Linked DNA regions of Homo sapiens: region 2 is linked to region 1. Evidence: chromatin loops called from intact Hi-C (ENCODE). Cell type or tissue: psoas muscle. All regions are shown on one strand. Each heading gives the region's core, and the rest is flanking DNA. Links, peaks and the distances in the headings are about the cores only. Region 1 overlaps CADM1 (cell adhesion molecule 1). Region 2 has its middle 310 kb from the start of CADM1-AS1.

What was found. A loop is a pair of places that touch in the nucleus more often than their neighbours do. Peaks named below come from ENCODE experiments on the same cell type or tissue, not always from the same donor. Only the 100,000 strongest peaks of a DNase experiment are listed, where the experiment ranks them.
Region 2: it touches region 1 in a loop (2.2-fold over the local background); 1 of 110 quality-filtered maps calls a loop at or near these places.

Annotation. Positions count from the first base shown.
Region 1 is chr11:115,154,653-115,169,828 of GRCh38, reverse strand. CADM1 (cell adhesion molecule 1) reads left to right here. Exons shown (of 12, transcript NM_001301043.2): 12 at 1-593. Among named protein-coding and RNA genes, the nearest start is that of CADM1-AS1, 230 kb to the left of the region's middle. RefSeq lists an enhancer at 4,666-5,208. In psoas muscle, for the core only: no CTCF peak of the experiment used is centred there; no DNase peak of the experiment used is centred there.
Region 2 is chr11:115,075,413-115,090,588 of GRCh38, reverse strand. No RefSeq gene overlaps it. Among named protein-coding and RNA genes, the nearest start is that of CADM1-AS1, 310 kb to the left of the region's middle. In psoas muscle, for the core only: no CTCF peak of the experiment used is centred there; a DNase peak (open chromatin) is centred at 8,448.

The DNA.
Region 1 (15,176 bases), core at 4,335-9,334:
GTGTATTTCATCGTTTAAACCTGCAATGGATGCTGGCAAGTGCAAGTCTAGCTAATCCACAAAAGCTGTTTGCCCAGACACAGCAGACCTGATTAAAAAGTATTGCTATGGAAGGGAATCTTCTGCACTAATCAGTCTCTGTTAGCTAGTGACGAAATTACTATCCATCTCTCTCTCTTTCTCTTTCTCTCCCTCTCTCTAGGCCTGTTTTCTCTAACCTCCTCTCCCAGAATAAAGTGATGAGGGCAGCTATAGTGTTGCAATTAGGAACATGAATCTTTTATCGTTTGGACAAGGAAGGGAAAATGCCATTACTGTCAACTGAAATGTCCTACTTGGGTTTTTTGCTCCTACTTCCCTGCCAAAGCCCATTGCTGCTGCTGAAATTGTATAACATTCACAGCTGTTCTTGATGGCTTGATTCTTAACACAGCCAGAAATGTAGCCCGGGAGATGCTTAAGACAGTTTATGGAAAATAATAGATTTCCTTGCAGAGACACCAATGCATCGAGAAGGGCCTTGAGTCACGTTAGCCCCAGCCAAGATCACCAATTTTCTCTCTATCTGGCTTCAGTTACAAAGGCTATGCCTTAAAAAAAAAAAAAAAAAAAAAAAAAAAAATGCAGACCCTTTTGAATTCTCTGTGTTTTCCTGGTTGGTTTCCATCAGCACCCACAAGTCCCTGGCTATGGCACCTTTTGTCTCACCACTCACCTGCAGCAGCCGTGAGACCCAAAAAGAAGCCTACAGAAGTGGAAATAAAAGGATGCTACTGAGGGGAGAAGAAGAACTCCCAGGAAAGCCACCCGATGAGAGCTGAGACTAGGTCTACCACCAGCTGGGTGCTCCAGAGACAGACGGCTACGTTGGAGGCCACCCCTACAGTCCCAGCACATGGGTGGGGTCCTTCCCTCCCTGTGTGGCATCCCCGCGTGGCCATCAGGAATGTCAAGAAGTGGTGTAGTTAGTTCCACTATCCTCATCACTGTGCCCTGACCACTCTCAGCCCCAGCCCTTAGTTAGGAACTTCTGGGATTGGCACTCCCTTTGGCAGGTAAAAGGGAGTGGCTTCACAGTCACAAACATTGGGAAGGATGCAAGAATGAAACAGCAAACAGTGCCTCACAAGTTTGCAGCTTTCAGACTGTTTCTGCAAAAGCATGTCAAAAGCCATGTGTCTCTGCCCCACCGTGTCTCCCCAGTCGTGCCTGGAAGTAAAGGTTGGAAGATACAGGCTGGCAGGCAACGGCCAGCTCTCTCTCCCTTTCACTCTAGTATCACCCGCAGACACCCCCAGCGAGTGCCACCACTCCCCCACTGTTTTCATTCTCAGCTTCTCCTAAATGGAAACCATTAATCATACTAAATTGTGCAATGATTCCGTGATAGGGAGAATGCTGATGGCAAAAATCATTCTCCTTTGTTGTGCCAGGCAGGCAAAAGGCAGAAGTATTAGCTCGTCGCCCTGCCTGGCTCCTTGCAAATGCTGACCATGTGTTTGCCTACGCAGCTGCCTCTATGCACACAGCTTATTTTAGCACTGGTCTAAGGCATGCCAACTGTTGACAGAAAACAAGGCCACCTCTTCCTTAGTCCCAGGACTGCCAGGAAGACTGTAACTGCTGGTGCTCCCTGAAGTCTCTCCCATCTCAAGGTCCCCATATCAGAGGTAGGGGTGATACAGGACTCGTGGGCAAAACCCAAGGTGGTCTCAGATGGGGTGAGCTGGTGGGGTAAGCCGTGCCCCCCATGCAGTTCTGCCAACTGGATTGCAGAAGAAGCCAGGTGTGGGTACCAAGGAGGCTTTTTGCCTTTCAGAATTTGATGTCTGCTTCACTTTCGACAAGGCTCTTTGTAAGCCACCCCTTCTGAATTAGAATCATTTTCCAAAAGCTCTTAAGCTATGATTAATGCCAGGGCTGTTTTTAACAATCATCCTGCCAGTCTTAAGCTGTAGTCATTTTCAATAATTTGGAGTGCTCAAAGGCAAGCCAGGAGTTTGTTGACAACAAAACCCGTAAGAGCACAGCCAGGCAGCCACAAAAGATGGAAAAGCAAAGGGACCATTTGGGCTTAGCTGGCTTTCTGCTCCCAGAGTTTCACCACTAAAAGTTTGATTGAACACTCACAGTGCGTTAAGGATCCAACTGTGAACATGGCTGGGCCAGAGGGCTGCCAGGCTGGCTTTTGTGTGAACAAACAAGCAGTGTGTTTGGAGGGCTCCGGGTTTATTTATGGACATGTGTGGTTCATTCATGCCATCCCCAAACCAGAGTGTCCTCATTTGTCTCCCCTCTGCCAACATGGAAGACCAAGAAAGAAATGCAGTTGCTTTTCTTTGGGGCTGTTTACCTCCCATGAATGCCGAGCAAGTCTCTGGCCAAGATGTGGGAATCCTGCTCTGTAGATGGCCCCGGCCATTTCCCCAGCCATGTGTGTTAAACTAGTGTTCTCTTTTTAATCTTGGCAATTTCATGGTAGAGTATCCATCTGTTTGAAAAGCCCAAACTGAAGGAAGCTACCGTTTGAAATGTCTGTGATTACAGATTTACTTAGACTCAGCTTCCGATAGCACTTATTTCTAGCTCATTACTTCCTCCGGAAGGAAAGGGTCAGCTCTGGGTGATGGGAGTTTAACCCAATGAATTTGGTGTGATGGATAGATATTTGTGTCTCCACTCGACTCTGCCATCACACCAACTATTATGTAGGGTGTGTTGCCAGCCAGGGAGAACACAGATGCTTGAGTATAGCTGGGAGCTTTTATTAGCTAACTTCCAATAAACTCCCTTCAACCATGAATCACAGCAGAGCCTCCGCCCTGCACTCCACGTGGCCTTAGCAGTATCTATCACACCCCCTCCCTGTCTCTATTCACTTCAAGCCCCTTTCTTCTGAGGCAGAATGAACAGATTTCTAGTGTTGGGCTTCTAGAGCTGTGTTTCTGTCTTGGCTAGAGGGACCCGAAAGGAAACTCGTAACCTATCCGGACTCTGTGTCCCTACACCCAATAAGTGTTTGCTGGGTTTTCCCAGCAACTTTTCGGGGGAATCTTTGGGACATCATCCCCCCTAGCATGGCACCCGCTTTAGGATCCTGAGGCTTGGGGAAATGAAAAGCTTCCTCCAAACTTACTTCTTCCTTTATATTCCATCTGATTTAATAGCATGATCAGTCTCCCAAACTGGAAACCTGGGTTATTTGCCTCCAGTGGTTAGCAATTCCTGCCCATTGCCCCCCTAATGCTTATCAAACTTGACCTGAATGCATCATTTCCATGTCACTCACCTGGTCCAGGCCCTTTACCTTCAAACAAAAGAATGTGGCAGCCTCTGGACTGGCTTCCCCTCCTCCTTCCCCAGCCCCATCACCAGTCCCTCCCTTGCCAGGGAACCACTCCTGGTTAACCTTTGACTGCAGCCTAAATCCAAATCCTCACAATCTGCCATCAATTCAGTTTGGACTTTCAGTGTCACCCCGTGATCCTCCACTGCCCCTGGCCCCTGGCCCCTACCCTATCCCACCTCTGTGCCTTTGAATATTCAGGGGTGTCCTCTTCCTTTTGAGAATGTCTCTGCATCCTTCGGGTTGCTTCTCTGTGCTTTTTCAATTCCTCATGCTTACCTCAATTTGTGTCCTTATCACATATCTGAACTGTTTGTTTACCTTTCTGTCTCCCTCAATAAAAACAGTAAATTCCTTGAGAGTAGAGACTGTATCTGATCCAGCTCTGTATCTCCGAAGCCAAGTGCAGTATCTGGCCCTGTGCTCAATAAATTATTGAATAATAAGAGAGAGATTTTTTTTCATCCGTGGTTGGATGGGTCTTTCAAGTGTCTGTCTCTTTCCTAGAAATATCTTGGTAAGCCCTGGGTCTCCTTTTTCTTTCTAACCAGCAATTTTAAAGTTTTGAGAACTCCCTCTGTATGCTTCGTTAAATTTTTGTTTGGGTTTGGTTTTTAAAATTTTGTTTCTTGCTCTGTCATCGTCAACATCATTTTTTCCCCACGTCTCCCTTCTCCTATCTCTCTAAGCTGTTTTATCCATTAAGGTCAGAAAGCACAGTGCCTATGCCATAGAAACATTTCAAGAGCCTGTGAACATATCTGAGACCTGGAAAGAAAAAAATGTATATATATGAGCTCTAAAATCCAGGGAAGGCAAGAAAACTGTAAAATCAAATGTATTAAATGTTTAATTAAATATCTACAAAACCATAACGTTGTCATCAGCAAACTGCAACCTAACGTAACTGGTAAATAATCAGAAACTGTATTCAACGTGGGACTGTAATGTATGTGACATAGTGTGGAATGGAGGCTTCACAAAAAGAGGTTCTAGGGCCTGCACAGGTTTCAAAGCAGTCTCTCCTCTGTCTTCCTTCTTTTCTTTTCCTCTTTCTCTCCCTCTCTTGTTAACTGTGTCTTCTCTGAATCTTGCACTGCAACTCTGAGCACGTAGAGCAAGTTCTGGAGGGAGCCACCACAGAAAAGAACCAGACCTGCCACGTAGGCAGAGCAAACTGTCGCATGAACCATCAACGCCTCCTGGAAGCCCAGAATTCTGACATATACACCTGGGGGTTCAGGATGGAAAGCTGATCTGCCCAAATATGCAGAGTGCACTTTCAGCTTTCATTAATGACTGATTCTCCTGGGTCCAGCAATGGCAATCTGTAGAGATATCTGACCTGCACACCCAGCTTCCAATGTGTACAGCAAATTGTCAGTGTGGACACCCTGGGCTGTGGAGGGCAGGTGACTTTTCTTCCTGCTGCTGTTTTCCGGCTTTGGGGTTTTGTTTTGGTGTGTGTGGGAGGTGGCAGGCTGGTGTTGATGAGCTCCGACTCCAGGAGCCAGTATTCATGAGTAGTGTTTCCAGCTGTGCCTCTGATTCAGCCGTGACCTTGGGCAAATCGCTTCTTCCCTGGGCCCTGCTCTCCATCTGTAAAAAGCCTCAATCCCAAAGTGTTTGGAGGTATTTGTTTGTAAAGTACTTTGACATCTCAGATCCAAGGCGCGGTAAAGAGCAAAAATACTGCTGTTTTAAAACCCTAAGGAAAGTATGGGTTGCCCTCTCTTGAGTTGAAAATTAAAAAGCTGTAATAATTGATGACTAATTCCATTGTTGCTTTATGATGTCCTCACCATCCTGGGATCATCCAATTTTTGCCTTTTTCCTTTATAAAAAAATAAATAAAGGTTCCTTGGTGAAGAATGGCTTTCATTTAGTAAATAATTTTGACTTGTGTAATTACTTCTGTGACTTTTCTTAACAACCTCGCTTCACTGAAAAAAAGCCACACACCTCCCCCCCCGCCCCTCCCCACTGTAGCCTTCCATCCCTGGTGCTTCATAAAGTAATTGTGCAATTAGGAAGAAGTGGCTGGAGCATCGGGTTTCTCTATATTTTAAGTTGGGAGTCTGACTTTGACTCCCTGCTTGCTGGAGTGGGTGAGCCAGCCCATTATTAAAAAAACTATTATGCTGTTAAAAAATCAGGAGCTCCACAAGTGAAGAGCATCGATTGGCGAGAGCTGGTCAGTTATCACCAGAAGGTCCTGACAACACACTAATAGGTTTTTCTGAAGATCCAATCAAATTTTCTAGGCAGAGGCTTGAGGTGTTCCACATGGGATAATGCTTGTCCTGGGCGGTATTGATTTCAGCATGTGGCTCTCTCTTCTCTCCCCTCTTACTGGCTCCCACTCTTCTCCTACTGTTATTTTTTTTTTTTTTTCTGGTAATAAAGACTTGAGCTTTGTATTCCATGTTAACAGTCTGATGGGGGAGGGGAGAGCCTCCCAAGCCTCATCTGCCCTTGACTTGGTGCCTCCCTGCACCATCTCCTTTGTTACTGTATTCCTAGAGTCAGATACATACAGCATCACCTGCTCTGCTTCTCCCTGACCTTGTGGATTTCATTCTTGTAGCTGCTTCCAGCCCAGCCAGCAAACCCTCTTAGAAGAAATTCTGTTAAAAAGCCTTCTGGGAAGTAGGAAATGAAACAGCTTGAAGTCACACAGGTTTCTGGTATCCCTACCCCACAAGTAAAGAATTCCCTGGGGCAAGGAGAGGGTGTTGGTTTATGCATACTCCTTTGTGTGCGTGTGTGTGTGTGGTGTGGACGTGCATGCACACACAGTGGTAGGGACACAAGCCTACAAGATGCAGCGGTACAGACTTAGGAATTGACCAAGCTACAGGATCAAAGGGGTGCACAGGGATGGATGCGGACACTGATCCAGCCTACCCTCTAGCCAAGCTTTGTGTCCTGACATGGAGTTGCAACTTCTTGGAGGAAGGGATATCTTTTTTTCTAATTCACACAAAGATGTCTGGACCATCAGTGGCCTGGAGAGATGTGGTGGAGACTCAGAGCCTCCAGGATCTGGAGTAACTCTGCTACTGTGCACGGATGTATCTGAACACTGGCCACTCCCCACAAACATCCCTGGATGAGACGAAAGTGTTAGCGGTGTATTAGATTGATGCAGAAGCAGCTGCGTTTTTTGCCATGACATTTTTTAAGTGACAAAAACCACAATTACTTTTGAACCAACCTAATAAAACACTCCTTGTACCCATTCCATGATTTTAGTATTTTCATTGTACTCAAGGATCCCAGGGCGGCTTTTCAGATCTATCAAGTTGACATTCACTTTGCTCACCCAACCTCTCTGCCAACTCATCTCACCCAAGCCTCTGCACATGGCCTAGATGGAATGCACCTGGCACGTCTTTGCTTGTCCCTCCCTTCTCCCTTGCTTCACCTCCCATACCTTTTGCAGAGCAAGGGCTCTGTTATCAGCAGGCTGGGGTTCAAATCCCAATTTCTTTACTTAATAAAAGTTGACTTTGGGCAAGTCTCTGAGTCTGTTTCTTCATCTTTAAAATGTCCACCTCACACCTTGCCATGGGGCTCACGTGGGTTAAAATACTGTGCTGTACACAAATATTAGTTATAGGTTCTCAAACTCTTAGGTTCCAGGAGGCTTACCTTCCCCCTGGGGCTCCCTAAACCCCATAGGTAGCTCCTAACCAGGTTCACGCCAATTAGCACTTGGTTATATACTGACACGTTTTTCTCTCATTGTTTCCAGTGTGTGTTTTGTCTGCACAACCAGGCTGTTGGTACCTGGAGTAGCAGGGTCATATCATACACTTGTCTTGGATTCCCCACAGCCCTCCAATATGCTGAGCACACAGTGGCTACTCGATAACTCCTTGACTTCCCTGGGTATCTATTGTTATAAAATCTTTAGTCTGTAGCACTTCCCACCTAGGAAGAGACTTAAATGGAATCTGTAGCTTTGGTTTCGCTCATCCAATCACAGAACACAGCCTGTCAGATCTGCAGAGCACCCCCAGAGCTCATCCCGTCCAACCCCTTCATTTTACAGACTTCGATTGCAGGCAGCCTCACAGAGGAGGACCAAATACCAGCCACCCGAGATGTTATGTTCCTGACCCCCAAGCTCCTCCAGCCACGACACCAGAGCCCAGTTAACAGAGGAAACCCTCCTCACCCTCCCCAGGCAGCATGCTGTAGGGAAGCCATTCTCAAAACATAGGCACTGGGCCTGCCACCTGGTGTCACCTGAGAGTGCATTAAAAATGCAGATTCTCAGGCCACCCCCCCCTCCTCCCGCCACTTCTACTGAATGAAAACTAGAGCAAGGCCCAGCCATCTGCATTTGCTCTGGTCCTCTAGGTGATTCCGATGCCTGCTCCACTGTAACAGCCACTGACTGCTCTGGGGGAAGAGCTCTGGACTTCAGCCAGCAGACCTGCATCTGGGTCCAGGCTTCACTCCCAGTGTCAGTGTCTTCATCTGCAAAGCAGGAAACACAGCACTCACCTCACCAAGCTTTTGTGTGCCTTAGCTGGAATCACACACTTGGCACACAGTAGGCACTTAAGAAATGTTAGCTGCTTTTGAATTGCCACTTGTCTTGGGTGAGTGGATGAATGGCTGATTGCAAGGCTGATTGGAGGACATGCAACTTTCATCACCTTCATCAGGAAAAACAAATCTATTAAGTGGCTAAATGCATGATATTCTGTTCTCTACATGGGGAGGAAAAAAGGCATTCCATAAATCAGGAGTGACTACAAGGTAGAGTGCAAAGGCCAAAGATTTTGCAAATAGGAGGATCGTGGTCCAAAGCCCACCTCCATCACCATGTGCTGGCTACGCGATCTGGATAGACTTATGTTGGCACGCTCATTCATTCAGCTGATATTCTGGGGCTCCTACTATGTGCCAAGCAATGTGCTAGACATGGAGAACACACAAGGGAACACGTTGGTTAAGACCCTATGGCGGATCAAATAATCCACCTGCTCCTCTGTAGGTCTCAGCCCCCTTGCAGTTGGGCAGAGTGCGTGCCTCCTTTCTGTGCTGCACCTGCATTTTACCTATGCCCACATGATTCCCCAATGTTTCCCTTGCCTTGCTGCAGCCACTGAAAATGTCAATGTTCCACACGGTGCAGACACAAGGTACTGAATCCTCCCCTGTCCTGGATCTCTGAGTGACAAGGTGGAGCAGAAGCCTTTGCTCAACCCCACAGGACACGTTACATGAGGGAGAAACATAAGATTTGGGATTTATGTTTCCACCACAGAGTCCAGTCTCTCCTGACTAACACAGACCCTGTCCTGATGGGGCTTGCATTCTAGTAAGACAAACAACACACACAGTTGAGCACTTCATTACAGTTGTAAGAGGTGCTATGAAGAAGCCATGGGTTACTGTGAAGTCATATGTGAGTGGAGCCTTATCTAGGAGGTGGGGATGGGGGTGTTGGAGGTTGTCAGTTCAAGGAAGACTTCTCTGGAGAAGTGTTGAGACCTGAGGGATGAATACGAATTGTTTAGGTAAAAAGGGAAGGAGAAGTCAGGTTCAAGGAGAAGAAAGAGCCTCTGCGAAGGCCTGGAAGTGGAAGGGTGTAGGATGTTGACGAACAGGCCGATAAGATAGGAGTGCCGAGAGTGAGCAGGGGTGAACAAGAAGGTGGGCTAGAATCAGATTATGGAGGATTTTATGGGCCAGGTTAAGGATTTGGGATTTTATCCTAAAACAAATGGCAAACTGGAAATTTCAAACAAGGCAGAAGCAGGAAGTCTGTTTTTCAAAAAGCTTTGAGCCTTACCTTCCTCATCTGTACAGTGGGCATAATAATATATACGCTTCAAAAAACTGTGAGAATGGGATAAAGTAACCTCCATTAAACATGGTGCTGAGCACACTGTTAACACTTAAAATGATCCAGCCCTTTGTCTTTGTCTGGTTCCCTCCTGCTTAGAGCTCGCATCTAGCACACGTTCTCTGGCATGCTGTCTTCTGGAGATGCTGCAATCAGCAGGAAGAAAGCCAAGATATCTTTGCAACGAAATAATGACAAACCTTTACTGAGCATTTACAGTATGACAGTTGCAGTTCTAAGTATTAACTCAGCACAACCCTATGGGATAGATACAATTATTACCCATTTTACAGATGGGGAAACCCAAGCACAAAGTGGCTAAGCTATTTGTTCAGGACCACACAACTGGTACATAGTAGGGCAGGGCTCACGCCTGTAATCCCAGCACTTTGGAGGCCGAGGCAGACGGATCACGAGGTCAGGAGATTGAGACCATCCTGGCTAACATGGTGAAACCCCGTCTCTACTAAAAATATAAAAAATTAGCTGGGCTTGGTTGCGAGCGCCTGTAGTTCCAGCTACATGGGAAGCTGAGGCAGGAGAATGGCATGAACCCGGGGGGCGGAGCTTGCAGTGAGCCGAGATCGTGCCACTGCACTCCAGCCTGGGTGACAGAGCGAGACTCCATCTCAAAAAAAAAAAAAAAAAAAATAGCAGGGAGAGATTTAAACCCAGATACTTTGAGTCCAAGGTCCTCGCTCTTAGTCACATCTTTCATTCTCTCTTGGAAAGAAATGAGCTTTTAGGGAAACAAAGTGTTTAGAGGGAGCTGCTCTGGTCAGATCCAAGGAGTAGGAGGAAGAGATGGACCCAGCCACTGATGCTGAGCAGAACACCTGTAAGAAGCAGGGCGCACCCTCCATGCTCTCAGACCATCTGCCCATGAGAGGCAGAAGCTGGACCTCACAGCCAACCCAGGGCACTGCCCAGTTCCCAGCCACCCTGAGCCAGGAAGTGAGGCAGGTTCTCTAAATCACCTTTATCCGCCTCCAAGTTCCTTCTAGAGATGGACCCTTCAGGGACAGCCCAAGGCACACCTCCCAGGTCGCTGCTTGGGAAGACCCTGGGGGCCGTGGCAAGGCCTTAGTGGGGGCAAAGAGGATGCCCTCGAGCCTGGTGTGTGTCCATGGCATCGAGCCTGAGGCATATGCTATCAGGAGAGCCCCAGGGGAAGGCCAGCCTCACTGGGCTTTGAGGTAAACACACAGGATGGCCGCCCTGCCCTGTCACTCTCTGCAGTCAACCAGAAAGTCAGAAAACGTGCCCAGCGACCTGCGAAGCAGATGGCTGAGAATATCATGTGTATACAATATTTATGAAATGTGAGCTGAGCAGAGCTGTGGCTGAGACTCCCGTCCCAGGCAGAGTAATTCAGCCCTGTGTGATGAACAAGATTGTAATTGGGGTAGTTCCAATTTACTAACCATTTGCAAAAGATTACATACCTCTCACATATTATCCTCTCCTAATCTTACTTTAATGAACACTACTCTATCTGGATGTATAATTTCAGGGCGGGGGAAAAACAATTTCTAGCCTAGAAGGCAAAGCTGCAGCTAATACATTAACATCCAAATTAGAGAGAGGGAAAGTAATTGTGAGATCTATAGCTAAAGTAATTTAAAGGCGCCCTCCCCTTCCATGCAGAAAAAGACAGATGTATAGTGGAGGCAGTTCTTATTACTACCAGCGACTTTCCAGTAAGGGGTGAGGAACCTCCCTCCAAGATGGCAGCCTCACCTGGAAACGTTCACTTCACTTCAAGGGACTCCAGATGAATGTGTTTCTCAGCTGAACTTCACTGGTGGAAATGAGCCATGCTTGTATTAGGAAGGAAGCGAGTCAGACTAGCAGAAGAACTTCCAGGGAGTAAGGGTTGTTGGTAAGCACATCTTCCCCAAAAGCCTAAGGCTAGGAGGGATCCTTAGGGTGAGTTCATGAACCCGTCTTTATCTCAGTTTCATCATCTGTAAAATGAGGCTGGAATAGAATAATAATGCTTCCCTATTCATGCCTTCATTTGGTGAATGATTTTATTGAAATCTGCTTTGTGCCCAGCACTTTTCTAAGTGCTAGGGAGACAGAGTGTTTTTTGTTTGTTTGTTTGTTTTTAAAGAAGTTCTTGCTCTCAGGAAGCTTACATTTTCATGGGGAAAGTAAAACAAATAAATAAGACAAGGGTAGGGTGCTTGCGTCTGGGATACTCATGACAGGCTCACGCCTCTTCAAAACCAAGGGTGACCCAATTGATTTCCCAGGCAGTGGACCCAGGGAGTCCCTGGAACTGCTTTGCTGCCTCAGTCCTGAAGGGGACTGTCCAGCGCTGAGCCATCCCCACTCTTGCACTGCTTCCCTCTGTGAGGCGTGGGCTACAATTGAAGCTTCCAGAAGGCAGCTGCTGCTCAGCTCACATCCAGAATGAGGGTTGCAGATGGCAGAGAACCAGTGCCCAGGGCTCTGCTACCCAGAGTGCTGTCTCTGGCGGACGGTGGTCAGCAGCCCTTCCTCCCCTGTACCTTGTGAACTCCAGGAGGAGGTCAGAGAATACAGCCAATGAAAGGCAACACTTGCAATCCTGGAAATGTCCTTCCGGAACTCCTTCCTGATTCCCATCTGCAATGCAGAGCAGGACTGCAGGGGAGAGATGCTCAACTGTGCTGCCCACTCCCTAGGACTCACCAAGTCCCCATCAGGGTGGATGGGGCGGGAAAAACAGCCAAAGCCCCTGCATAAAGGGCCAGAACGTCAGCCATGTTAGAAGCACATACTGTGTGCCAGGAGAGGACGGCACCCCACCTGAACTTCACTGGCCATACCTTGTGGTCTGGGTCAGAGCTTCCCAGGACAGAAGCACAGAGGCTTTGTGGATCCCAGATGTGATACTGTGACACCCCTCCATGTCCTAATCTCTGATCTCAGGAATAGCAGGAAAGGGTTATGGCCAGAGCCCTGGGCCCCATCTCTTAGGAGCCCTCCCCAAGCACCCCTTTCTTGGCTTCCCTCCCCAGTCCCCCTTCCACTCTCACCTAATTGCCTCTCAGAATTGTTTGCCAGGGTGAGGGAGACTGATTGAATCCAGGAGCTCTGTTCTGATCTTGTCAATCAGACCTGCCCACCTGCCTGTGCACACACAAGCCTGCTCTCTCCCGCACTCTGGCCCTTTGCTTGCTCTCTGGCCTCCACACTTTCTCTTAAATAAACACACACAGACACCCGGACAGTAAGGCACAGTCTGTCCAACTTGCCAGGAAGCCTAGAAAATTCACAGCCACTTAAGCCCACATTGGAAGGAATGGGACCCAGGGCTGGAAGCTTGGAGCTGCAGCTCCTCTCTACTCTCTGCCACCTCAGGGAGCGAAGGGCATCCAGTTGCTAGTTCCCCAGGGCCATCCAGAGAGAGTTTGGACTTGGTGAAAATATTCAAAAGCCTTTGTATTAATAAGTGCTACAGACTAAATGTTTGCCGCCCACCCCAATTCATCATCAAAGTCGTAATCCCCAATGTGATTGTATTGGAGATGGAGCCTTTGGTCGGTAATTGAACTTGGATGGGGTCATGAGAATAGGGAACCCATGATGAGGTGGTGCCCGTATAAGGGGATAAAGGGAACGGAGCTCATTCTCTCTGTCCTGTGAGGATACAGAAAGAAAGCAGCAGTCTCTAAACCAGGGCCCTCACCACCAACAAAATCTGCCATTGTCTTGATCTTGGACTTCTCTGCCTCTAGAACTGTCGGAAATAAATGTCTGTTGTTTAAGCCAGTCAATCTATGGTATTTGTTAAAGCAGCCCAAACTGACTAAGACAATAAGCAATAGAGCTGGACTGGACCCCCTTCCAGACACCGGACTCTGCCTGGTAATTTGGCAGGCTCCCCAAGCAACCCCATCCCTTAATAGCTGGCCACAGTTTCTGCTGTTGCAGATGTGTGTGCTGCTGGTCAGCAAATGAAGGGGGAGAGGGGATGAGCAGAATCTAAGCTAAATAAACAAAATAAGAGAAGGAAGGAAGGAGAGAAGGAGGGGAAGACAGAAGGAGGGAGGAAGAGAGGGAGGGAGGGAGTATGTTCAACTCAGTACTGTGCATACTAAGCAACTGCATAAGTGAGTGAAAGTGGGGCCTCACTGCTGTCTTCTCAGAGGTGATGTGGGATGACCAACCATCCCAGTTTGCTAGGAATAAGGAGGCTCCTGGGACCGGAGACTTTGACTGCCAAAACCTGGGCTGGGCCCACTTGGTGACTATGGAGGGCTCAGTCCCATCTCCCTGCAGCCTGAGCCTTAGAGTAAGGCTGTGTTCTAACAGCCCAGAAGGAGCCCAGGGACAGGATTCTGGTAAGGGATTATATTACCAAAAAAAAAAAAAAAAAAGACCTTTTCTTTGTTTCTCCTGCTCCTGTGTTTATACTGCTTCTTCCTTATCTTTTCATAGTCGTAGTTTTAGTAGTGATAATGGGGTAATAATAACAGTTAACACATGTAGAGTGCTTTTTATGTTGCAAGCACAGTTCCAAACACTCTAGAGACCCTGACTCCTTTAACCTTCCTAATTACCTTTGACATAGGTATTGTTATTGTTGCCATTTGCAGATGAGAGAACTGAGGATAAAAAAGGTTCCCTGTGTCCAAGGATGCCAAGCCCACAGTTGGTGGGTGCTGCTTGCCCTGTGCCTGGTTCTAGTGGCTCCTCTCTCCTTACTCACCTGCAGCCTTGCCTCTGCGCCTTTAGCCTGGGGTTCCCATTCAGCACCCAGGAGCATCTCAGCCTCCTATTCCTATGGGGACAGTGGGTTGGGAAAAGCAGTGGCAGTTGGGCTCCTTTCTCTGAAAGCCATATGACCAGGAGGGCTTCTGTTGTGTCAGGGGCTGAGTGGCCAGGGTGTGGGCCTAGGTCTTTGCAGCCTTTGAGGTATTCAAGTTCCCAGGGCTGTGAGTGGGGCTCTGAGGCCACCTCCCCTCTGTCCTTTGAGGGGTGGCAGCCCTGCCTCTCTCTCCCAGGACTTAACAGCCTGTGCCACTATGCTGTCAGGAAGCACGTGGCCTTCTGGCAGTGACTCTCCAAGCCTGAAAAAGGAGCAAAAGGAATATTTGATCACAGGTGGCTGCTGTCAGCGCTGCTGTCTCTGAAGTCCTGAGAGTCGGGTGCTTCCTGTCTGCTAGGAGTCCTGTGAGGCCCCTCTTCATGTCCGTAGCCCGAGCCTGGGGCCCTGCAGCCACCTCTGCAAAGGGAGCACGTGAATCACGCCTCTCGCCTCTTGGGTGTCACCCCTGTGAGGCTGTGTAGAAATGCCCTCAGAGGGCAGGAGAATGGCATGAACCTGGGAGGCGGAGCTGAGCTTGCAGTGAGTGGAGATCATGCCACTGCACTCCAGCCTGGGCGACAGAGTGAGACTCCGTCTCAAAAAAAAAAAAAAAAAAAAAAAAAAAAAAAAGAAATGCCCTCAGAGACAACACTCCCTCACCTCCCCTTCTGCCTCTTTCCAAGGAGAGAGGATGTGTTGCTTGGACAGAGTGTGCCTTTTGAAACCAGCCAGGCTCCGGGTTGTTTTCAACGCTCATGTGCAGCTCCTGGTGACCTTCCTCTGTGTCCTCGTTTTCAGGCTACAACACCCACCTGCTAGGTCTGAATCAGGGGTTAAGTGGAACATCATGCCCAGAGTGCCCGGATGCGAGCCAGGCCCACAGAAGGAACTCAATCAACAGTAGAGAGAATTCAATCAGGTCGGGAAGCTCAGAGCGTGGTGGGGTCCATCCACCCTCTGAGGAGGCCCCATGTATGGCTCATCTCAGACTCAGGCAATACTGTGATTCTTTAAAGTTCTATAGAAAAAGAGGTTTTGAAACCTCCTGTTGTATCCAATTTCATGTTTTAACAACTCCCCTCTGTGATAATTCCTTTTTTTAGGTCGAATCTGAGTCCCTCAAGCTGCAACTCGAGTTAATATTCTTTTGTCTCCTTTTCAGA
Region 2 (15,176 bases), core at 6,058-11,057, 81 kb after region 1:
ATTAGGTCTTTGATGTGGCTCCTCCTTCCTTGTTTTATGTCTTTCTTCCTGCACTCAGCCCCAAGTCCTTCTGGAACTATCTTGGGAGATAATATAAATATCATGGCTAAGGGCAACAGCCAGTTGTCCCACTTTTTCAACAATCTACCAGTGCCTATGCATCAGACTCCATCTTTCCACTGGGAGAATGCCCAAGCCAATGGAGGTCACTGTCCAAGAGATTAAGGTTCTTTGCCTTCCTTCTTGATAGTTTCAAAGTTTCATATTTCTGATGAGATTTATTGGAGCCTTATGGAAAGAAAAACCCTAAGGTTCCAGCCAGCTTGCCTGGATTCCTGTTAATAGGAAGTCCCTTTCTGAAGATGTTTATTATTTGTTGAAATGGTTTACAGTACATTCCAGAAAAGAAGTTCTAGACATGCTGGAGCAATGGCAGCCTTGTCAGAATAGGAGCAAGGAAACAGAAATTGATTCAGCCCACCCATGTTTGGATGGACAGAACCAGCTTCGACCTTGTGCAAGTCACCCAAACCCCTGGAGCCTTCACTTCTTCATCTGTAAAATAAGGATGAAAAGAATATCTTTCTGACTGTATTGGTTTGAAGATCAAATAAAATAATAAATGTGAAAGTGTATTTTGAAATGTCAGGCATGTTTTAATGTTCACTATTAATAGTAATATATATTATTATTAGCCTATAATTCCACAGGATGCTTCAGCAACAGAGAACAGAAACCTGGAGTCCAACTGGCTTAACAAGAGGGAAGTTTATTCTCTCATGTAGCTGGAGATCCAAAGGCAGATCAGGCTTCAGGGTTGGTGGGTTCAGGGTCTCAGGGGTGTCACCAGGGACCTAGGTTGTTTTTGTCTCTCTGTCCTGCCATCCTGGCTATCAGATTTATCTTCAGCCTGGTCAAATAAAATGACTCTGCAGATTTGGGCATCACTCAGACACAGCACTATTCTGACAAGGGGGAGAGGCTGTCTCTCCCTGTAGCTCTCTCTTGGGAGAGAGAAAGCTTTTCCCAGACTCTCTAGCAGCCTTCTCCCCATGTCTTAGTCTACAGGAATTGGTTCATAGGCCTATTTCTGGAAAAATCAATAGCAAGAGACTCCTTGAACCCATCAGGCCCATGAGTGTTGGGCAGGGTTAGTACCAGACCATATGGATGGTATTGGTTCATATGAAGTCTCTATCATAAAGACAGGTGAATGGACACTGAGTAGGTGTGTTAGGCCATTCTTTCATTGCTATAAAGGAATACCTGAGTCTGGGTAATAAAGGAAAGAGGCTTAATTGGCTTACGGTTTTGCAGGTTCTACAAGAATGACACCAACATCTGCTTGGCTTCTGGGGAGGCCTCAGGGAGCTTTCACTCGTGGTGGAGGGCAAAGTGGGAGCAGACATATCACATGGCAAGAGCAGAAGCAAGAGAGAGTGAGGGGAGCTGACACACACTTTTAAACAATCAGACCTAGGCCGGGTGTGGTGGCTCACACCTGTAACCCCAGCACTTTGGGAGGCTGAGGCAGGTGGATCACTTGAGGTCAGGAGTTCAAGACCAGCCTGACCAACATGCTGAAACCCGGTCTCTATTAAAAATACAAAAGAAGAAAAAAAATTAGCTGGTCGTGGTGGTATACACCTGTAATCCCAGCTACTTGGGAGACTGAGGCAGGAGAATTGCTTGAACCTGGGAGGCAGAGGTTGCATTGTAGCCTGGGCAACGAGAGCAAAACTCTGTCTCTAAATAAATAAATAATAAACAACCAGACCTTATGAGAACTCACCATTGTGGTGAGGACAGCACCAAGCCATGAAGGATCTGACCCCAGAACCCAAATACTTCCCAGCAGCCTGCACCTCCAACACTTAAAATTACAATTCAACATGAGATTTGACAGGGACATATATTCCAATTGTATCAATGGGCAACAGTAGTACCTTTTACAAATGGTGTAACTGTCATTGTTATCATTAGACTGTACACTATTTCTGCGTGGCCACATTTATATCCCCAGTGCCTCCTACAGTCCCCAGCACATTGTAGATGCTCCACAAGTATCTGGTGAGTGAAATAAATGACAGGAATGAGAGATCTGATGAGGACAACACCATTTACATGAGTATGCTTGGATGCATCTCACTATGTAATAGGTACCCCTTGCTGAGTGCCAGGGCTGTTTCTCACTTGTTTGCGTCTTCCCAGCACTGAACGCACTGTTTTCCATATAATAAGTGCTCCATAAAAATGTGTTAAGGGAATGAATGGCACATATTTTATGGGAGAAATTGGACTTTTAATAATGATAGCAGATATTTACCTAGTGCTCCTCCTGTTACTGGTGTTGGGTTATGTAAGCACTTTAGAGGTATTAACCTTTACAATTCTCACAGTAATTCTGTGAGCCAGGCATTGCAATTATTCCTATTTTACAGGCAAGAAAGCCGAGGCACAGAGGTGTTAACTAACTTGCTTTGAGCTTCACAGGTGGTAAGTGGGTGGGGCTGGGATTTGAATCAGCCCATGTGGTTCAGATTCCTGCATTTAATTCAGTGCCCAGGAAAGCTCCCTCTTCAACCTGGCCTTTGTCCTCTTCCACTAGCAGTCCTCTGGCCACTGAAGAAGGGACTGCCTATCTGCAGAGGGCTCTGCTGCCCCTCCCTTCACCTGCTCCTGTCCTGTGGTGCCTAGCTGTAGGAAGAGCTGGCGGGCCACCTCTGGAGGACCCTTCTTTTGGTGGCTGGAGAGGACAGGATGGGTCACACTAGGCTTAGCCTCCTTATACTAACCCTTCTACTGATCACAGACTCCAGTCACTTCCACATCCACCTTCCTCCCCGAGAAGCCCCAGCCTGCTGGAGTGAACTTGTTTTACCGAAGAAGGCTGCCATACATCATCGTTTATCAGTGAGCGTCCATTTCAGGCTGGACCTCCTGTTTGTCGGGAAGGGGGACTATTTATGGGGCTGCCGCTTTGCATAGCTAGAAGGGAATCAGGCTGCATTAGCGGTGGCATTGCTGCTGTCGGGCTGTCGTGGCTGGGCTGACTTGTTTGTTCATTCGCAGGGCCTGGTGTATTGTGAAGATAGTCTTTCCCAGGAAGAGCCTGCCCCAGCACTGGCAGCTTGGCTCCCCCTTGGATGGCTGCAGAGAACTGGCCCCTTTTTGAGCTTATGGTTCTATGACCCTGACTTTGTCACAATGTCAAATGGACGTTGATAAAATAACAACAAAAACTAACTACTTTAAAAATGAGCATTTATTATGTCCCAGATACTAATCCACAATTCTAAACACTTTACAGGTATTAAATCATTTACTCAAAATAGGAACTCTTTGTCTCCACTATGCAGATGAGGAAACTGAGGCATGGAGAAGTTCAGTTACTGGTAAGTGGCCAGGCTGGTCTTTAAGCCTAAGCATCTGGCTTTGGAGGCTGCATGCTCACCTGTCACTGGGGCACCCTGAGTGCTTGCCACCACTCTCAGGGCTTTACATGCATGTCTTATTTAATCCTTAACAGCATACCCAGAAGACAGGAACTATTGGTATCCAAAGAAACCAAGGCTGAGAGAAGTTAAGCAGCTTGTCCAAGGTCACACAGCAGCAAAACAAGCTAGGATTGAAATCCAGGCAGCCTGCTTTTGTCCTTCACCACCACACTCTAAGCGTCCTATCTCTTTTTTGCAAGACATAAGGATCATTCATCAGCAGAAATGGTTCAACCTAGCTTGTTCCTTGTATTCATTCGCTTCCACTATTCCAGTTCTTTCCTTTGGTAAGTTCTTCTTTGGATTCAACAGGAGTCCATCATATAACTGGATTAAGAAAATGTGGCACATATACACCATGGAATACTATGCAGCCATAAAAAATGATGAGTTCATGTCCTTTGTAGGGACATGGATGAAGCTGGAAACCATCATTCTCGGCAAACTATCGCAAGGACAAAAAACCAAACACCGCATGTTCTCATCATAGGTGGGAATTGAACAATGAGAACACGTGGACACAGGAAGGGGAACATCACACACTGGGGTCTGTTGTGGGGTGGGGGGAGGGGGGAGGGATAGCATTAGGAGATATACCTAATGCTAAATGACGAGTTAATGGGTGCAGCACACCAACATGGCACATGTATACATATGTAACAAACCTGCAGGTTGTGCACATGTACCCTAGAACTTAAAGTATATATATAAAAAAAAAAAAGAATAAGAATGGAAAGTGCTTGGCATTGGTTTCTCTAAGCCTGTGTTTCATAGAATCCAAGATGCCATTGGCTAAAAGGGACTTCCTGAGGTCACTGAGCCCATCTTCTGGCCTCCAGGCAAGATCACCTTCAGCACAGCCTTGCTGTCCTGATGACGTCTTTTTTTTTTTTTTTTAATGATTGTTTCCAGGGAGGGAGGGTGGGAGTATCTTCCATGTGAAAATACAAAGGGCTGGCCAGCATCTATGATAGGGTGGCCTGAGTTGTCTGGAAGTATGGCCTGAGTGCCTGAAAGTGCAGGTGACACAGGGATCCGGGCAGAGACTATCTGGACAGCACCAGCAAAAATAACCCCTAGGGCCCTGCCAGCCCCACCCGCATCCTCTGATGCCAAATGCAGATGACAGCCTGAAAACAATTTGTCCGGTCTGTGAGTAATGTCTAGTAACTAAATGCTAATTAATTTGCTGTTGCATTTGAGTTAATTTATGGGGTGTTCTCTTCACCAAGTAAATTTTAATTAAGAAGAGTAAAACAAATGACAAAGTAATTTCCAAAAAATTAATTTTCAGTAAACACAAGCCATTGTTTTTCTTTGTATCAATAATACAAGTTAAAGTGAAGCCTCTCTAACCTCCCCTTCCCCCAACTCTCCGGCTCTAAAAGATGAAGTTTGAGCCCAAGCCAGGCTCTTGGAGCGTAAAGACAGTTGTGCAAATTAGCAGCCAGGCAGGGCCAAAAGGAACTGGGCAGAGAGCCTGAGAGAAATCAGGCAACAGACCTCAAAGAAATGCAACAATTGCTACTTCTTTGGTGTTCATTGTGTATAATTTTCATCCAACTCTGCACTTTTTAGGAGCTTGGGAGGGGAAAAGTGCACAGCTCTTGCTTCTGATAAAATACTCAATGGGGGGGCAGAAAGGGGAGACATTTTATTATTATTTTTAAAATTAATCAAATTGCATACACAAATAAGAAAAGAAGAAAGTAAGAAAGCATCAACATTGCCACCTTTCCCAGCACTGCACTGGAACATTTTACATAGCTTCTCTCATTTGTGTAACAATTCTCCGAGGAAGGCAGTTACTATCAGCTCCCATATTACAGATGAGGAAACTGAGAGTTTTAGAGCTGGCCCAAAGTTAAGTCCATGGCAGTAAGTCAGAGTTGACACCTGCTTTGCGGCCTCCAAGCTTGCCACCACATCATGCTGTCTCTTCAGTTACACGGGTAACACAGTGATTTCTGAAATCGATTTGCAAAGCTGTGGTGGGTCTGCTGTCCAGGACTTGTTGCTGTTGCTGCTACTCTATGCCTGGCCTATCTGAGAGTTGGGAGTTGGGTTGGGGATGATGGGCACCTACCGTTGGAGGGATGAGATGTGGGAAAACCAGAAGGAGGCCTTGGGGGAGATCAGAGAAGCTCTGAGCATAACGCAAGGCCTGGTGGGGGCAGATGAGTAGGAACTCAGAGGGGTGGGCTCTTCCTATACTGTGCCCCACCCCTTGTTCTCCCCTGACAGCTTCCGCATCCTGAATCAATGCTTCATTGACCATGTCTGAGCTGAACTTCCTCACTCAAGAGAGTGAAAGCATCAAATTCTATCTTGGGGCAGCCGGGCAGTGGTGAGGGGTGTCAGCCTGGGAAGCAAAGCCCCTGCGGTGGTCACATTACACAGAAGCTAACATGAGGGTCGCTGTTTCCCTAGGATCTGACTTGTCCTGCTGCAGTCACTGGGGGCTCCTATGAAAGTATGGATTTGTCTGGGTTTCTCTGTTTAATCCCAAATCTGTCAGGCCTTGTTAAATTTGATGGGGCCTGAAAGGTCTGGTGTTAAGCAAATACTCGGTGACCAGAGTCTTTGATGAGAATCAAACTGAAGCTTAATCCTGAGGTAATGGCTTTCCCCATAATCCCAGGAGGCTGGGACTCAGTGAGGGGCGGTGGAATGCAGCAGGCTGCCTGACGCAGAGCTCAGGGAGTGGGGAACAGCTGCTCCCCTGTGGAGAGAGGTTCTAGACTCCCCCAGTGGCCTGCCCCTGGGATGAGATGTAGAGGCCGTCACCTGGGAAGGCATTCTGCCAGAAGTGGGGTGAGGAGAGGAGGAGTGGAGAGGACAGAGTCCTTTAGTTTGTGCAGATGGCTTTGAAGAAAGAAAGAAAATTAAAGGGAGGCCCGGGAAGAAGGAGGATTAAGAAGCCGATCCAGGATTCCCAAGTGGGCTAGCCTTGAGTTTTCCTCTGCTTCAGTCTGGGCTCTGAGAAGCAGAGCTGTCCAAGCAGAGAGTTTGGCTGGGGGCTGGCTGAGGTGCCCTCTGTTTCCAATTTGTGCAAGGGAGGTCTGGCTCTGCAGGCAGCAGATGGAGGTAGCGGTGGTGGGGTAAGGACCCCCAGTTACTACCTGAATGAGTGTATGGGGTAAACGTGACCACATCTAGAGCCCTTCTGCCAGCCAGGGTAGCTGGACACACTGGGCTTGGCACAGTGGGGTGGGGGATCCTGGGGACATGCGCTGGGGACAGTGAGGCAGTGTGGAGGCACAGTGGCCGCCCTCCAAGCTGCCCTCTGTGACAAATAGGGCTGATCACGCCATCTCTGCCTGCTCTCTGGAGAGGGCTGCTGTGCGCCTCGTCAAGGTACCTGATTAAACATTCATGGGGAAAAAATAAATAAAATGAACATTTTGCAAAGAGATGCTTAAGCAATCAGGCGCTTCAGGGGGTGGGTTACCGCAGCGCAGTAACCACATGCCCCAGGGGTAATCGGCATTTAATGTCACCAGCACCTCCTGGGTCTCGCACGGAGATGTTGATGCCGCCCTCCCCAGAAGCCCCACCCTCCAGGGGAGGCTGGGATATCCCAGCCATTTATGCTTCGCTGTTTATTCTTTTCTCTTTCTCATCCTCACTTTGTTTTAGTGCATCAAATATAACCTGTTCGGGAGGAAGGAGCCAGCTCTGCATGGAGGGAGGCAGGAAGGAGACCTGGTGCTAAGGAAGCAGGCTTGTCACTAAGCAAATGTTTATGGAGCTATGACAGAGAGTGTGTGGTTCCTGCCTTCTCAGAACTGGATATTAATAAGCAAACAGAGAATGCAGATGATGAAGATGAGAGGCACGACTGTGTCAGAAACTATTGTTAGATGATTTACAGGCATTATCTCCTTTAATCTTCATAATAACTGTATGAGGGAAAGACTGTTAGCCCAGTTTACAGAAGACAGGAGCCAGGCATGAAGCAGCTAAGTAACTTGCCTAAAGTTATATAAGGCAGGGATTTGAATCCAGGTCCTTTGACTCCAGGCTTGTGTTTTACTCACTAGCTACTTCTAATAACTAAAAATAGAATTGGTGCTTTGAGTTCCTCACTCTGGCTTAGGCAGCCAGGGGAGATTTCCAGAAGAAGTGACATTTTAGTTAAGTGCTCAGAAACACTGGACTTGTCTAGCTCAAAAGCACAGCTGGGTACACTGATAGCACAGTGCACAGAATTAAAATCCCAGGCATCCTCCCATCCCCAGGTAAGATTCTCCCAGGCTCACTTCCTCCCCTTTGCTCCCTGCCTGAGGAAATAAATGCCTAGTGACAGCAGCCAGGGTCTCCTCTTTCCATGGGTGCTGCAGGGGCTGCTTGGGCATCACGCAGGCAGCTGTACAGATGTTCCACCTACTGGTATGTCAATTAAAGAAGTACATCAAGCATTTCCCGCACTGAGCCTTTTCCCTGCCACTGAGCTCCCCTGAAGAGTAGGGTCTGATTTTCTGGAGGTGTCCATCTCTCTGGCAGCAAAACAAGCTCTTCAGACCAGATGAGTTTTCTTTGCAAATTAAAGTAATTCATTGTACCTCTGTAGTCAAACACATACCCACACCCTTTTATTAATACAGTCTCTGTTTTAATTGGCTTTCTCTATAGAAAATGACCTGTCAGATAAAGGGTGACTCATTGTACGAGGACATTCATCCACCAGAGCATGGACAAAGCCTGGGCCAGAGCACTGTAGGCAAATCACCACCCAAGTGGGGGCCACCAGGCCAGGTGGGGTCTAAAATGGACTTTGGGAGGTGTTCACCTTGTAGTAGACCAGAAGATAGTGGAGGGAGGGAACAGAGAGTCAAAGATGCCTGGTCATTTACTCATTTACCCATCCACTCATCCAGCAAACCCTTATGAAATACCCTTTCTGAGCCAGCTGCTTTTGCCAGGAGCCGGATTTATCACGAGTCACTGTGGCAGGTGCCTGACATTGTTACCTGAGCTGGCAGATGGGAGTTGCAGCATGGGAAGATCTCAGGGCCCCAGCTTTTAGGAAAGAACTACACTGTTCTAGTCAGTGCTGACTGCTCCTTTGCACTCCATGCAGGGCAGTTGGAAATGACCTTCTCTGGTGGAGATGATGTGTGTAGACTCTTATAGTCCAAAGGGACATTTAGTCCAACCTGTTGATTTTGCAGAAATGTAAAATGCCCAGAGAGAAGTGACTGCTTGAGAGCTCACAGCAGAGTTGGAACTTGAACCCAGCTCTCTAGGTCCTAAATGCGTAGCTTTGTTCCCATGCCTCCCAGATACTGTGGCTGAACAACATCCCTGGTGATAGAAGGATGGTGCAGCAACCTGCCTAGGGAGCGGTGCATTTTCTCCTGGGCGGTGCTCCATATGGTCCTCTTTTTTGCATTAAAAAATGTTTCTTTAGAAAGTGGAAATCCTTGAGTAGGATAAGGGCTTGCTGTGGACTTCACTTTTTGTATCTGTCCAGCAGAGTCCATTGAGAGAGACAGGCCTCTTGGAGGTGAGTGAAGAGTGTTGCCCTGCTGTCAGGGAGGATGAGGGCTGAGCGGGTGATCGATGGCTCTGATGGTGACATCTGGGAGAGGCAGCTAGCAGGTGCTAGGCCCTTGGAGTCACGTGGGAGTGGATTCTTTCTGTCTGGGCTGCAGAGGAGCAGTTGTGTGTGCTGTGTGTGGTGTGTTCACAAGCACATGTACACACACGTTACAGGAGGCAGACACTGCCCTAGAGAGAGTGGCGATGCTTCTCTGCAAGGAATGTGTTCTGCTAAAGATTTATCAGTCTCCCCTGGCATTTGGAACTAGCTCATATCCCTGGTGTTTTGTCCCCAGTGCATCATACCTTTACTCCTGAGGTGAGTGTGCTAAGAGCTCTCAGAGATACTTGCAGTTGTACACCTGAGGATTTAGTGGAAAGGGCATGGATGAGTTCAAATCTCAGCTTTGCTTCTTACTAGTCACGTGACATTGGGCCAGGTTCTTAATCTCTCTGAGCCCTAGCTTTCTTCTCCATGTAGTGGGACTATTATGGGATGATTGCATGACACAGACTGTAACAAGGTATTCACTTATGCGTCAGTCTCCCAGTACCTAAGCTAATTCTATATTCGCCTGTAGCCCTCTTCAACAAAGGGTCTGGATGGCCATTTTCAAACGAAATGATGTAATGGGTAAGAAAAGATGTTGTTAACTCTAAATCATCACTCAACTTGGTAGTAGTAGTAGTTAGTACAAAATAAAACCATTTCCATAGATGATGGATCTTTGTTAGTCACAAACTCTTATTCTTGCAGGATGGGGGCACAGTACAGCTTTAGTGTTAGGTCCTGAGTGGGGAGTGGTTTCCACGCTGGGGTGAAGGATCTGAGCAGCCAGAATCTTTGCTTCTTTCCTCCCTGATTGAGCTTCTTAGATATTAGGGATGCCCCAAATTCAAGGGTATGGTGGTTTTGTTAGCTGTGAAGCCTTAGGAGAATTACCTAAACTCTCTGTGCCTGAGTGTTCTCATCTGTAAAATAAGACAATAAAATACCTATAACAGAGGTGGAACCCATAACTTGGGTTAACGCACGTGAAGCATGGGACCTTCCTTGTTCATAATAGACACTCAAGAAATGTTAGCAGATTCATTTTATTTTTCTATCCTATCATCTATCTATCATCTATCTATCTATCTATCTATCTATCTATCTATCTATCGTGTATCTATCTATCATCTATCATTTATCTATCAATCATCTATCTATCATCCATCTATCTGTCTGTCTATCTATCTATCTATCTATCTATCTATCTATCTATCTATCTATCTATCTATCTATTATTTGGTTTTGGCATCAGATAGACCTAAGTTTGGAGTCCCAGCTCTGCCACTAATTAAATGTGGTACTCTGGGCAGTTGCTTAATCACCCTAAGCCTCAGCTTCTCACCTGTTGCGTGAGGATGCTAATAGCACTGCCTTATGCAATGAGTGGGATTAAGTGAGTTAACATACACCAAGTATGTGATACAATGTCTGGAACAGGGCAAGTGCTCACCTAATTTGATTTGTGATACTAAGTGTGGGCTGCACTGATTCTCTCTAAGGCTCATATCTCTACTGCCTTCTGGCATCACCTCCCAAACACAATGGTACATGTCTAAGAGGATGGGGCTGGTGAGACACTCAGAGCCTATGGCTCTTCTGTTCTTATGTCCAAGCCCTCTTTCAGTGATCCCAATGCATTACAGGCATGCAGCTCTTCATATTTTTCAAGGTCATTTCATATCTTTTATCTTTGTTTGTCCTCACAGCAATCCTATGAGATAAGGTGTATGGTATTAATCTTGTTTCATAGATTAACAAGAAAACAGAGGCTCAGAGAGGTTAAGTGATTTACCTAAGTCATTCAGCAAATAAATTCACATCTCCCTATTCCAGTTTCAGCAGGAATAATGAGCATTTATTTATTGCTTTATAATGAAGAAAGACTTCCTCACATACTGTCTCATTTGATTGTTGCAACAACTCTGGAGGGGCGGGGATTACTATCATCCCATTCTGCAGACCTAGAGAGGCTGAAAGATATGCTTCTGATTCCTCAGCGAGTAGATGATGAAAGTGAGCTTTACATTCTGACTTCAAGTTCAATGGTCTACTTGCCATTTTTTGTCTTCTCTTCAAAAGTCAGTTTATCTATTTTTTTTAAAACCCCCAAACAAATAAAACACCAGCTAAAACAGAGGCAGGCAGCTACGCTCAGACAGGCAGGCTGCACCGTAACTTTTCTGACAACAACAGCATGGATCAAGGTACCCAACAAGAAAGCGTGGAAATCTAGCAGGCAGCTTTCCACTGAAGGGTGTAATTAGAGAGCTGACAGGCTGTACATGCAATGCCATTAATGGGTCCACCTGCGAGAGGGACCTGGCGAGCACAGGTAATTTGGACGGAGTGGAGTACTCAAAGGAGATCCATGCTGCAGGTGCCCAACCTGACCCCCCAGGCCAGAAGCCTCCCCAGGGAACAGGAGGAAGGGCCCGGCCTGGGCCCTGCAGGTGACACAAAGCTATTTGCCGTGGCGCTCACTGCACATTATGCTAAAAGTGTGACAGATTTTAGAAGCAGCCTGGGTGGGAACCATGGAAACAGGTTAGGGAAGAGGAGACGCTGATTGCTGCTGCTCCTGTTAGTGAAAGAAGAGTGAGCTGGGGAGATATGCCCTCCCTCCTCTGCCACCCTCGGCCACTGGTCCTCTTCCTGACCCCCCCAGCTGTCTGTAAGCATCATCCTTCCTAGCATGAAGCCAAATTGGGAAGAGAGGTGGGAGGCAGTGGGGGAGAGGAAGAGCAGTGACAAATCGTGTTGGTCCTGAAGCCTGTGCTTCTGGACTCTCACGCACACCCAGTGACAGTCACAAGTTCCTCCATGCGGAATACCTGCCATGTGCCAGGCACTGTGTGGGGTGCTTCCCCTAGGCTAGTTCCAATCCTCCCAACCACTCTGCAAGGTTGACATAATTACCTTCATGATGCATATGAGGAATCTGGGGGCTGAGAGATTAAGTAACTCGCTGAAAGTCACACAACTACTAACAGAGTATGAATTTGGATCTAGAACTGTCTGACTCTGAAGGCTATGCTCCTGTCTTTACTCTGTGCTCACTTCCAGGATAACAGCAGCCCTCTATGAACACTTAAAAACCACACTCTCAAACCCATCATTTAGCAAAGAAAAAGAATCTGTGAATTTCCCTTTCAGTATGCACGAGGTCACTGGGGTTTGCCACAGTGGTGGTCCTGTCTTCAAGAAGAATAGAGAGGAGACTGTTAGACTTTCTGCTGGTGGAGCTGCCAGACAGAAAGAACTGATGCTCTATCCTGTGGTCTCTTTCCCTAAGGGTCTTCACCAGCTCCCCTCTTTCCTTGCCTTGATTATGACTATCAGCGTGGTTACCAGTCTCTTGAGCAAAGAATCCATCTTCTCTTCTTGTCAGGAGTAAGGAAAAGGTGCTGGATGTGTAGGCTGGAAGAGTGACCCCTGGTTAAGCAGTGAAGTGGTTTTCTGTTAGAGGCGCCAAGCCAAGCAATGCAGATCCAGCTCCCAGATTCATGCAGCTGTCTGTGGTAGTGAAAGTGGAGGAGGATGGGTCAAGGACACCACCCAATTCTGAGACGTCAAGACAGATGCTTTCAGTGCCCAGAAACCTCTGGCCTCTGGGAGCCCTGAGCTTTGCTTTCAAGTAACTGAGATCAGAGACTCACACTGAGGAGATTTGAAACATCTAGTGTTGCAGCACCCTGTCCAAGGAGATTAGCCTAAAGGGCAACATGGAAAAACATCAGAGATGAGCTGACACAGAGAGGGTCAGACTTAAATGGTTCTATGCAGAGAATTGTGGGAAGGTCAAGGGTAGAGTATCCTAGATTCGAGAGGGAACAAGGACCTTAGGGCAGGTGTTTTCTGGAGGGAAGAGGAGGGTGTAGCCTGGGTCCCATGAGACAGTGGATAGAGGACCAAAGCCATCTAGAAAGACACTCTTTATTGTTCTCCTCTGGGAGCAAAATTGAAAAAATACACAAATAACCCCTCATTCATTAATTCAAATTGAAAAAAAAAAACCCACAACAGTTAGGGCAGATGGGCAGATAAGACACTAGTGTGGGATGTTGTGGAGACTTAATTTTTTATGTGGAGTATCCTCTTCTTGTTTAGGAAAAGGCAGGTTCTTCTCTTGTTGTAGGCTAAGCCCTTCTCCTGGGTACATGATTTTATTCCTCTGGAAAGCTGGTCCAATATTGTCACCCCGACCTGGTGCCACCTTGTAGCTTCGATCTTGACCTGGCACTGTTTCCATCCTATAATCTATAAACAAATCTTTCCCCTCCTAAACCCCTTCGACATTCTGTATTCTCTTTTCTCACTGTATTTTCTTTCCTTCGACCATATATTTTCTTTAAAATATGATCAACTTTTGTCGTCCCTGTTTTTCCTTATTCCATTTGCTCTCCAGTTCATGAAATTAGCTTCTCTCTCACTGTTCATGCATGCCTCAGTTGGACAATACTCATTGAGCATCTACTATGTGCCACATGCACACCAGGTGTTGAGGACACAACCAAGTAGTTCCTGTCTTTAGGAGCTTCCATCTAGTAGGGCAGGCAGATATTAATACAAAGGACACAAATAAATGCCAGATGATAATGGTGGTAAGTGTTAAGAAACCATGAGATGGGGTGCTAAAAATCCAATAACAGATAGACATGATCTAGTTATAGAGCCAGGGACAGTGTCCAGTGGTCAACTCATTGCCAAGTCCAATGGATGCTTTACAGTCAAGAGATGATGATGATATCGCCCTTTAAAAAGACTTCAAGGAGTGCTCTCAGGGTCACCAGAAGAGCTCAAGAGAATGGTGTTCCTGAAACCAAAGGGTGAGACAGTTTGAGGAAGGGCATCTTTGGGCTCTCTCCACCTCGAACATCTTTCTTCTCTCCCATGATTGGCCACCATCTATTCTTTACTAGAAAACTCACATTGGACTTTTTTTTTGGTGAAGTCTTCTCAAATCCCTCTAGCCCATCCTACCTGATCTACTCTATGCTAAATTGCATTATGAACACACTCTATGAGCATATTGGGCTGATATTTTTCGTGTGTATGTGCCTTTCCTTCTTAGGAGTGAGGGAAGCAGGGAACTGGACAGAACGTGATTTAATTCATCTTTTTATGGACTTGCCCCTTGCTACCCCATTCACACACTTAGCCTTGTATACGTAGAAAGGAGGGATGGATGGATGGATGGACAGACGGCTGTGAAGTCATTGCAGACACACAGTTTGCAGAGGCACTGAAGTGTCATTGAAGAAGCAGTGGAACGAGGACTCAGAAGAGCTGGGTTTGGGGTCTGGGTGAGTGATTGGGTTGTGTCACTGCAATTTTCTTTACCTCTTTGTGCTCAGTTTTCCAATGGGCAAAATGAGAAAATTTGATGGTTTGATTTCTAATGCTCTTTCACGCTCTAAATTTCTATTTATCTTCTGTCTCATCAAGGGAAATAAGATCATCTCTTGGTAGAAAATATGTTTTCTGCCAGATGGACAAATCATCACTGGTTGCCCAATGTGAGGCCATCCACTGTCATGTGGTGTAGAGATTTATAATAATAAAAAGAGAGTGTGCTCTTTGCCTTCAGTGAAATTACTATTTGGTTGGAGAGGTAAGTTCTGGAAGCTGCCCAGGTCAGGAATGGTGGAAAGGAACCCCAGCTTTCACTGGCCTCTTTTGCTCTCAGAAGCCAAGATAAATGCCATCTTGACCCTATACCCACAGCTACCCCATTTACTTAAGAGAGGATTTGGCTTCTTCCAGCTCAGTGCCTCTGTACAGAAGATTCTGCTAGTTTAGAATGTTCCTACCCTCTAAGGACCTGCCCTGGTTGCTTAGACTGTAATCTAAACTGACAACAGACTTTCTGTTTTAAAAACAAGTCCTATCATTTTCACCCTCTCCACTCAGCTTCTTCCCTCATCTCTCCCTCCCCCGGCTTCATCATCCCCCTTCCTAAGTTGATAGTGAGTCTTATTAAGTGGTGCTGTGTCATAAACTGTTGAGTTGTGTCAGCTGGAAATGGAACATGATTAAGTATATAAAGGAGTCCCAGCCTCGCCTGCCACAATATTACACAACAG